Linked DNA regions of Homo sapiens: all the other regions are linked to region 3. Evidence: read pairs that join two places in POLR2A ChIA-PET (ENCODE). Cell type or tissue: Panc1. All regions are shown on one strand. Each heading gives the region's core, and the rest is flanking DNA. Links, peaks and the distances in the headings are about the cores only.

Region 1 (2,500 bases), core at 1-2,500, 300 kb before region 3:
TTTATAAAGGCACACAGTCCTATTGTAGCTTATCTTTCGTTATTTTACTGCAGAGCATCTAGACAACTTAGTCCCTCCAGCGGGAAAGTAGCAGCAGCAGCATTAGTCACAGGTCTTACACTACAGATCTTGTGAAAGAGACCAGTTTGGTACTAATTATGAGCATTTTATTCAAACAAAAGTTTTTGAAATATTACAACTGGGGATTTAAAAAATTGCAGCTTAGAATCTGATGGTTTTTTTTTTTCTTGATGTTGTTTGTTTGTTTTTGAGATCGAGTTTTGCTCTTGTTGTCCAGGCTGGAATGCAATGGCACAATCTCGGCTCACTGCAACCTCTGCCTTCTGGGTTCAAGCGATTCTCCTGCCTTAGCCTCCCGAGTAGCTGGGATTACAGGCACCTGCCACCACGTCCGGCTAATTTTTTGTATTTTGAGTAGAGACGGGGTTTCACCATAATGGTCAGGCTGTTCTCAAACTCCTGATCTCAGGTGATCCACCCATCTCGGCCTCCCAAAGTGCTGGGATTACTGGCGTGAGCCACCGCACCCGGCCTTGATGTTTATTTTATAAAGCACTGTAATTTTGTAGCTGATGACAAAAGGCAGCCAAATGTTTTTGATAAATCAGTGGCAACTGTATTTTTGTCTTTTGAAATAACTCTGAAAACATCAGGACAACATAGATTTCAACCTGATAGCACACCACACACAGTGAGCTGTTGCTTTTTAAATTCTGAAGCCTTGTCAGGTTTGCTTCCTAGATTTCAAGTGTTTAAAATAATTCTATCTATGAAACTGAAGGATGAAGCAGATCTCTGACTGACATGTAAAAAAAAATGCCCTTTGAGGGTGTATGGTGGAGATAAATGTTTCTGAATTCAGTAAAATTGATTCCTAAGTATATTATCCTAATCCTGTTTGCTACAGTTGGTATAAAAAGGCATGAAATATGTATTCAATACCTCTTATGTAACCAAAACCATTTTTAATTAGCTTTTAAGGACTGAGAGAGCATCATGTTCAACTGGCATGCAGTCTGCCTGCATTGCCAATGAAGTCCTCAACTGTTTAATATTTTGAACTAATATTATTTATAATCTATGAATTTAATCTTTTTTGAAAGACTTTAATAATTTGAGTCTCTGAGAGGATACTTTCAATTTCCATGGGGGACTTATTTGTTGGGGATCTTAAATAAGATTCCTTTTGATCTACCGGAATATACATGTACAGAGTACATTGGATCATGTTGGAAAGAAGGCAAGTGAAAAGGTCAGAGATGAAGTAGCAAAGTTATGGAATATCGTGGAAAGGATACTAGTTGTGAAATGGAAAGAGACAAGTTATAGTACCCCAAAAGCAAAACAAGCAGGAGATGCAAGAGATGCCCCAAAAGGACAAAGCAACAATTTTCTGTTGCCACCTTTATACCGGAAGACTCTGTTGTAGAAGAAAAGAAGGCTTTGGTGCACCTTATGTGGGAGGAGGAGGGGCAGGGCATGCTGATGCTGAGCGTACAGGCAGACAAGAGCGTAGCCTGCTGTTGCCTCCATCACTATGAAATGACTTATTTTACCTGAAGGACCCATGGTTTATGTTCCTCTAATTCCTTTCACTCTCCCTAAGCCCTCTGAGAGAGATGAAGATAGATGATTTTATTGCTACTAAATTGAAGGGAGCACTATTTCTTTTTGTCTTTTGTTAGCAAAAAATTGCAAAAAGAATTGTACATTCTTGCTAAAAATAAATAAATAAATAAAAAATTAAAAAAACAAGGGACCTAACAAAACTCAGCAGTGTTACTGTATTTTTAAAAAATATTTTTATAGACTCATTTTCAGGTTATTAAATGTAAGAGAAACAGATACCCCTCTTTTTTAAAGTAGGTAAATCATTGATGATTTATATTACCAATTTTTAGAAGTAATTTTCTAGTAAGCTTGTGGCATCAGAAAATACTAGAAGATTTTTTTAGTTAAATTAGTTAGAACATTTATGAATGAATATAATAAATATTTTTTCAGAATAAAATATGGACCCTTTGTGTTTACTAATAGATAAAGCCAGATATAATTTTTTGTTTTTAAGGCCACAAAATATGGCCTTTGTTAAAGAACACTAAAGTTAGAAATCTAAAGTTAGAGCAACTTTTTAATGGCTATTTCCTATTATTGTAAGTGTTAAAACCCCTGCAGAATTCTTGATAAGGTGCTATTTATACTATATTTCTTATTATAAGATAACTGTCTTTAGTCTTCTTAGTACTAGTCTTTTTAGTACTAAATCAATCAGTAAACATCATCATTTCACCCCAAAATTTTGTCACAGAAAAGGCGTATCAAATGAAAAATAATTTCAGAGATCTTTCTTTCAAGATATTTTTTCCTGATAAAATACATTGTCTTGAAGTAAATACATTGTCAAAACCTAATTGCAATTCTGTTAAATCTAAGTAATTTTTAGACAGTGTTTCACCGTATTATTTAGGATGTGAAATGC
Region 2 (2,500 bases), core at 1-2,500, 70 kb after region 3:
GTGAAACCCCATCTCTACTAAAAATACAAAAAAATTAGTCGGGCATGGCGGCAGGTGCCTATAATCCCAGCGACTTGGGAGGTTGAGGCAGGAGAATTGCTTAAACCCGGGAGGCAGAGGTTGCAGTGAGCTGAGACCGCGCCATTGCACTCCAGCCTGGGCAACAAAAGAGAAACTCCGATTTGATTTGAAAAACAGGAGTGGAGATTCTTATTAAGAATCTGAATTTACATAAAACAACTGCTATTCTAATGTCTAATGGTTTCACAGTGAAGTTAATGATGTCAGTCTCCTTTAGTGCTGATAATAAGAAAAGCTCAAAAATGTCCTGTCTGGAGGCAGTCAAAACCCACGCATTACAAGTCCATTCAAACCCATAATATAATGCTTTCAGGGCTCTACACTCCAAATATGTACATAACTTATAAATAAGAGAGATGGGGCAACAGATTTAGTGGGTCCACTCACTAAATTCTCAGTGTACTTCAAGTATATGCAATCAGATGGGAAAAAGATGGATAGTCTTTTACATCTATATGATGGGACAGAAATTAGTATATTCCTTTCTTTTCCCTTTTTCCATTGTTTCTGAGATGGTATAGTTTCCTAGATTCTTCTGCATCCTTAAAAATCTTTGTCTTTCTCCTCTTGCTTGCTGAGCAAGACCTTCACCAGAGTTTAATTCTTTAATAACTTTTCACTATCTACATACTCTCACTACTTTAATAATCAACTTTTTTTTTGGCGGTAGTAAAACTTCTAAGCTTTCCTCTTTACCCTAATCTACAGTTCTATGTGTCCAAAAGCCTACTTAGCATTATGTCTTGATAATCTATAAGCATCTCAAACTCAAATGTCTAAACCAAACATCTCTTTTGCCCCACATTTCACCAGCCTCCATTGTTTCATAAAAGCAGGCAAAACCTTGGTGGGATTTTTCATGCCTCCTACATCCCCATTATCCCATCAGACAAGTCTTTTAACTTTCCCACTGAAGCCTCTCCCATGCATCCTCCCTTCTCCTTTCATTAACACTACCATGCCTGAATACCGCCCCTTAATATCCTTGCCTGAACTATTCCAATAGCTTATTTATCTATGTTCAATCCATCTTCCACAACAGCCACCATTAATTTTCCTAAAACAATGTTCTGATCATATTACTTTCTCTGGTTAAAACTTTAAAAAAAAGTCCTTAGTTTAATTTTCAAATCCTTGAGCTCTCTTTTCAAGCACTGTTTTCACCACCTGTCTACTTTTCAGCTTCTTCATATTTAAAGAACATCACTACACAACACTTTGGACACTGGAAAGAGTAGCTACCTCCACATTGTTCACTTAAGAAACACACTGCCATCAGCAGCATTTCTCCTTAAGCCAGAAATCAGGTGGAGAAGGGAGTGCAACCACTAAGAGTGGATATCAGAATCTCCAGATTGGTTCTATGCAGTTTGGAATCTCCAGCACCTGCTAGAGATTGTGATACTACCACTCAGTGGTGGGGTGATCTCTGTCCTGTGCAATTAATTTTTGGATGTTCCTAAAAACTTGATACAGTTTTTGTTTATAGTCTTCCTTCAATCTATAATGCACATCTCTTTCAATCTTCATCTACCAAAATTCTAGCTAGCTTTCATGCTTCACTTCAAACACAATCAGCTATCCACAACTTCCCCATACAACTTAGCCAGAAGTAACTTCCCTCCTCCCAATGTCAATGGCACTTTCATGAGGTCTTAAGACATTTTTCGCAAATCTCCTAGTGTCTGTGACTCTTGTGTGTCTCTCTAACCTTCTCTTCTATTGTTGCTTTAGAAAGTGGTTGGTGTATCTTATTCACAGTTGCATGGTCAGAGGGCACAAGGAAGTGCCCTGAACATAATCTAAGCTCAAAAAACAGGAAATAGAACCAAAACCATCATATGCTGCTGAGATTAAAAGGAAATGAAATCAAGCTACTGCTTGTGAACCCAGTTTACATGCCAGCATAATAGGGGAAGGCAACTCAACACATCTGCCACCAATTAGCACATGACTTTGGCCAATTCTAACCTCTCTGTAACAACTTCCCTATCTGTGCCAATCAAGGAGAGAATCAGATCATCTCTCTGGCCCCTTCACAGTTCTAAACTATTATAAATAACTCAATTTATACTAGAAAAATATGGTAGCAGTGAGAAAAAAAATTTAGGAAATCTAAAAAGAAACTTAAAGAGACGCTCTGACTGGCTGCATTGACTTTTCATTAAAACTCCCTATGAAAGTCTTCCTTTATGAAGAACCTTATACTTCCTTACAGGGACCCCTATCCAGTCTAGGGAAACAAACAAAGACAAAACCAGAGTCTAAATCTTTGACATTGAAAAGGCAGGTATGGGTCATCAAAAGACAGACTTACAATGACATGTAACTCATGCATTTATAGTACTCTATGCTAGTTCACACAATTCTCACAGATTTAGGAAGTACCTCAAAAATTTACAAATAAGTGACTCACAGG
Region 3 (5,074 bases), core at 1-2,500:
TTTATACTTGACTTCATAGGCTCTCACTCAGGCTTGGCAACTTTCTTAACATACAGTTCTTACAAACATTATTACCGGGTTTTTCATTCCATTAGAGGTTTCCAAAACAAATGGTACAGTGAAGATGTCACTATAAGCAGGCCTAATGACCAAGAAGAAATAACAGCTCAAATCCTGACCAAAAAACTAGACAACAAAGAACATTCCACCTTACGGTAATCATAATTACTATAATTATGATCTTGAGTGATCAGGATATAATAAGTATTCAATAAGTGTTCATTTCACTATTGTTATCAAAAAAGTTACTTTTTTTCCATTATATCCGCTGTTTAGGAAAACAGGGAAGCAAATAAAATATTTTTAAAGAAAAAGCTTGCACTAATGACATTCATTTTACCCCTATTAAAAGATAAACTTGGGCATATTGAAAGTTTAACAAGTTTATTCAAGCATTCAGCCACAGCAATTGGGTGCCCTAAGACCACAAGCAGTTCTGTCAATGCTCCTCTGGGCAGGGAGGAAACTTTTATAACGTATTCTCAGACTAAGAAATAGATATTAGACTGGTTAAAGTGGAGACTCCCTAGTTAGATGTTAGTTGGCGGCTTCTGATTGGTAAAGTCTCTAGTTACAGATTCGAAGTTTCATTTTACTGTTTACTACATTGAATTGGGTTTTGGTTTGCTTACGTAGGAACCCAAGGCGCTGATGTTGTCTCAGCCTAGTGGCCTCCCAAGTTATATAGCATCCCTTCAAAAATGATTTTTAAATTTTTAAATGATTCTTAAATAGGTACAATTACTAGCTAAAATTTTCTGGAAAATTTACTTTAAATGACTCATTCTCCAAGGTTGCCAAATAAAAAATAGCAAGCAATAGGGCTGGGCGTGGTGGCTCACACCTGTAATCCCAGCACTTTGGGAGGCCAAGGCAGGTGGATCACAAGGTCAGGAGTTTGAGACCAGCCTGGCCAACATGGTGAAATCCCGTCTCTACTAAAAATACAAAAATTAGCTAGGTGTGGTGGCGTGCGCCTGTAGTCCCAGCTACTCAGGAGGCCAAGGCAGGAGAGTTGCTTGAACCCAGGAGGTGGAGGTTGCAGTGAGCCGAGATCACGCCGTTACATTATAGCCTGGGCGACAGAGCAAGATTCCATCTCAAAAAAAAAAAAAAAAAAGCAAGCAATAGCTAGTGCAGTACACTTCCAAACACTTCACACAAGACAGCTTGTATGGAAGAGCTAATTAAGTGACTAACATTTCACACTGACCAAATTCCATTTATTATCAAGTTCCTATTTCTCCTGAGAACACAGACAAAAGAAAATTCACTAGGTACTGCATTCATGCTGCGCCAGTGGAGGAAGGCTGGTTAGAACCGGCAAATCACTTGAATTTGTGTTATATATACCTAGGTTGAGTCTCTGCCATATTCTTGCAGCAGTTAATTTTTGACTGTTTTCCTTATGATTCTTGTTTATGGTAGGCAGCATTTCCAAAGTGGCTCCCAGAAGAAATCCTATCCTAAATCTCCAGAACCTGTGAACAGGATGAGACATCACTCTCATGATTTATGTTTTAGTCAGTGAGATTATCTGAAGAGTCCACACACTGAAGCTGACTTGAAGATGAAAGGGGCCACCTAGGAGGGCATACGGGTGACCTTAAGAAACTGGGAGAGGCTCTCGGCCCATAGCCAGCAAGCAAACAAGGATTTTAATTCTATGACCCCACTGAACTGAATTCTGGCAATAACCCAAATGAGCTAGGCAGATTTCTCCACAGAGCCTCAGATAAGTACTCAGCTCAGCAGCCCCTTGATTTCAGCTTGGTGATGCCTGAGGCAGTGAACCCAGCCACACCATGCCAGACTCTGACCCATAGAATAGTGAGATTATAAATGGGTGTTGTTTTAACCTACTTTGTGATAATTTGTTATGCAGCAATAAAAAATATATGTCTCAATTAATGAAGTCAAAAATCCAGAAACTTTTCACCTATAATACCCAAGTTTTGGGAACCACGTCTAAGCATAAACCAAGATCACTTGAGTGAATTCTAAATTTATGGGAGGGAATAGCATTATTAATATCTTACCAAAGCAATACTAAAAAATAGTTATGCTACTATTAAAAACTCATTTCTGGGTCTAAGACTACCAGAAATTATAGGAGCGGGCTTTTCTTTTTTTAAATAAGGGGCTAAAAAGAGAGAATGTGATTGATTACTTGAAGGGAGATATGTCTACAGTAATGAGTAGAAAGGAACATACTACAGTTGTCAACAGGAAGAACTACAATTAAATGTGAATTATTTGGTTGAAAGAACAGCTATAATAGATTCTTGTGGCTGAATATCTAACTGGCAAACTTCCTGCAAGCTTCCAGTAACTGGCCCTTTGTCCTCAAGCTGTGCTGTCGAAATTAAATAGAGAGCCCCTAATGACCTTTTAATGTTTATTTGGAGACAAAGCATAAACAAATAGACTTCTCCCAAAGTGTCACACAGTGTAAAATATTTTCCAGTTTGGTTAAGACAGTTTTTTTCACAATAAAAGGCAAGATGCAAAAAGCAGTTTGCATATTGCAATGTGTATAAAAGGAATTTCAGATGTTAAAACGCCTAGATATGTTATACCTTCAGATCAATAATTTTAAAAGCAATTTTAACCCCCCCAAAAAACTTTGCCTAGAAAAATTAGTTACAAAGCCTAGGCAATATAGGTCTTGGTCTTGGTCTTAGGTATTTGTTTATGGCAATGCTCTTCCTATTTTAGGAAATGATTAATACAGGAGCATTTCAATGCAATAAAATCATTTTGACAAAGCCTGCTATAGTTTATCAAAATAGGACATGATGTATGCCAAAGTGTATTTACATTCAGAAAATATAAAGAAACATTTTATTTAAATGAAGCCTTAAGAATTTGAGGGCTAACTTTTAACTTTGGCCTATGTAAGATGTGTACCAATAGGACATGGTAAAGCATGGAGTAAAGTCTCCAAATATTATCAAATCAATCTCTCAGAAATAAAAGTGTGTTCAGACTCTTAAGAAAATTTACCCTGGGGCTTAGACAAGTCTCTGTGAGATTGATTGGTCCAGGGTTCCGGTGGGACCAGAGTGGAATTGTACCTTTGTACTGTAGACTTTGCAGCTGCAGTTGTGTACCTAACTGAAATTGCACTCTTATTGACCTCCTCTCAGTCATATGGACTGAATGACTCTCTGCTTTTAAACTTAGTAGTCTTTGATGCAACAATTTTGCTGTTGTTAAGACATATATTTATTAAGACTCTTTCTGTGCATTCCTTGCTATGGGTTTAGGGACAGAGTTCACCCCAGTGTCTTGCCCTTTTCCCATGCCTACCTGTGTCCATGAAGTCTCTCCCAATCTTTTCCTATTTTGCTTTAACAAATTGGGAAATGGCAACAAACAATTAGAAAGTGAAAACAAATAGAAAAAATGAGGGTATACTCACAGTTTTGCTGCTCCACACAGGCTGCAAATAATGACACTTTATTTTTCTAACTTCTAGCTTAGCCCTCCCACCAGGACAGGGGATGGACAGGGAAACATCATCTCAGTCATTTTTTTAGTGAATAATTTTATCTTCTTTGGGAATTCGGGTTTATACAATTCAGGAAAATTGGTATTCCCAGTGTATTGGTATATGGTAGTGACTAGGAGGAAACGCTCATCATAGAAATTCCTTGATCAATCCAGAGAATGGTGACTCTTATTTTCAACACCTGCTCACTCTGCCCAAACTCAGCCACCAGGACCATTGCCAAGTGGCCATGGTACCTGGCCCCAGCACTCAGGCTTAATCTATATAGCCTCCACCGCAGAGGTCCTGCCACTTCCAGGTATGACCTGGAAACCGAGTTTTCTACCTTTCTGTCTCATGGTATCAGGAATCCCACTGCTTCTGGGATTGGGCAGCTCTCTTAATCTTCAACCTTAGAGCCTCTTCAACACAGGTTACCCAGGGCCCCAGAGCAGACTATCTCATCAAAACACACCAGTGTGTTGGTTAATAATGCAGATACCTGGGCCCTGCCCCAGACCCACAGAATCAGAATCAATGGAGTTGTGTCCCAGGAGTTTGCATTTCACTAAGTTCATCAGTAGATTCCTGTGCATATTCAGACTTAAGAAACATCAGGCCTTAGACTTTTGAAAAACCACATCTTTAAATTCTGTAGCAGTGAAAGTCCAGAGCTCTCACACAAGCTCTGCTCTTGTCTTAAAGAAGGGAAAGAAAAATATATCTCACTTTTACCAGTGAGCTTACAACTGAGGAAACAAGACAAAACTTATTCCTCAGTCAGATTACTCGGCCCCACAAATGTTGAGTAGAAATTGGTAAAGTATCAAAGATCAATAAGATGAAAGAAGGCAACACACACACACACACACACACACACACACACACACACACACCCATGATGATGAGCAGTTTTTATTCAAATGGAAGAGCCTTGGTTGTGGAGGGGCTTGCCAAAGGCCAGAATCTAAGTGGGTCCTGCCAAATGGCAACATGATGTTGCCCATGAATAGATCCCACTGGGCTATATAAGCCTTCAGTTAAGGTTGATAACACAAGAAATTAATTCAAACCAAATTTACTTTCTTTCCATCTTTTCTTTTCCAGATTGCTATTTACCTCACTGATATTTTAAAGAAAGTTTTAAGCAACTATTAATGGACATTCACTAGAATACAAACATTCAATGTTAAGTATCTGTACTAGTGAGGGATTAAAAAACACAGGGATTATTTAAATTCAAAAGTAATTTAAAAACCACACACATTGCATGCATCAACAACTCTAGCTTTGATTTAGTGCTGTTAAAAGAAATATAAAAGAATTAATTTAGCTTTATTAATCTTACTTTAAGGAAAAAAATATATAAATATACACACACATACTTTGAAGTCTCAAATATCCAGATTGATTAATTATAAACTCAAATTTTTCCAGTAGCTAAGAGAGGTAGAAGTGAAAAAATGTCTTAATTAACTGCTTTATTTTAATATTTCAACTTAATTTTGTATTCTATTCCAT

What was found. ChIA-PET counts read pairs that join two places held together with the same protein. Peaks named below come from ENCODE experiments on the same cell type or tissue, not always from the same donor. Only the 100,000 strongest peaks of a DNase experiment are listed, where the experiment ranks them.
Region 1: POLR2A ChIA-PET joins it to region 3 with 8 read pairs; 1 of 35 experiments calls an interaction of 5 or more read pairs at or near these places.
Region 2: POLR2A ChIA-PET joins it to region 3 with 7 read pairs; 4 of 35 experiments call an interaction of 5 or more read pairs at or near these places.

The regions. Positions count from the first base shown.
Region 1 is chr3:149,517,714-149,520,213 of GRCh38, reverse strand. It overlaps WWTR1 (WW domain containing transcription regulator 1), which reads left to right. Exons shown (of 7, transcript NM_015472.6): 7 at 1-2,500. Among named protein-coding and RNA genes, the nearest start is that of TM4SF4, 44 kb to the right of the region's middle. In Panc1, for the core only: no CTCF peak of the experiment used is centred there; no DNase peak of the experiment used is centred there; H3K27ac peaks cover 2,029 bases.
Region 2 is chr3:149,145,572-149,148,071 of GRCh38, reverse strand. All of the region lies in intron 5 of HPS3 (HPS3 biogenesis of lysosomal organelles complex 2 subunit 1), which reads right to left. Among named protein-coding and RNA genes, the nearest start is that of HPS3, 17 kb to the right of the region's middle. In Panc1, for the core only: no CTCF peak of the experiment used is centred there; no DNase peak of the experiment used is centred there.
Region 3 is chr3:149,213,007-149,218,080 of GRCh38, reverse strand. All of the region lies in intron 1 of CP (ceruloplasmin), which reads left to right. Among named protein-coding and RNA genes, the nearest start is that of CP, 6.3 kb to the left of the region's middle. In Panc1, for the core only: no CTCF peak of the experiment used is centred there; no DNase peak of the experiment used is centred there; H3K27ac peaks cover 2,500 bases.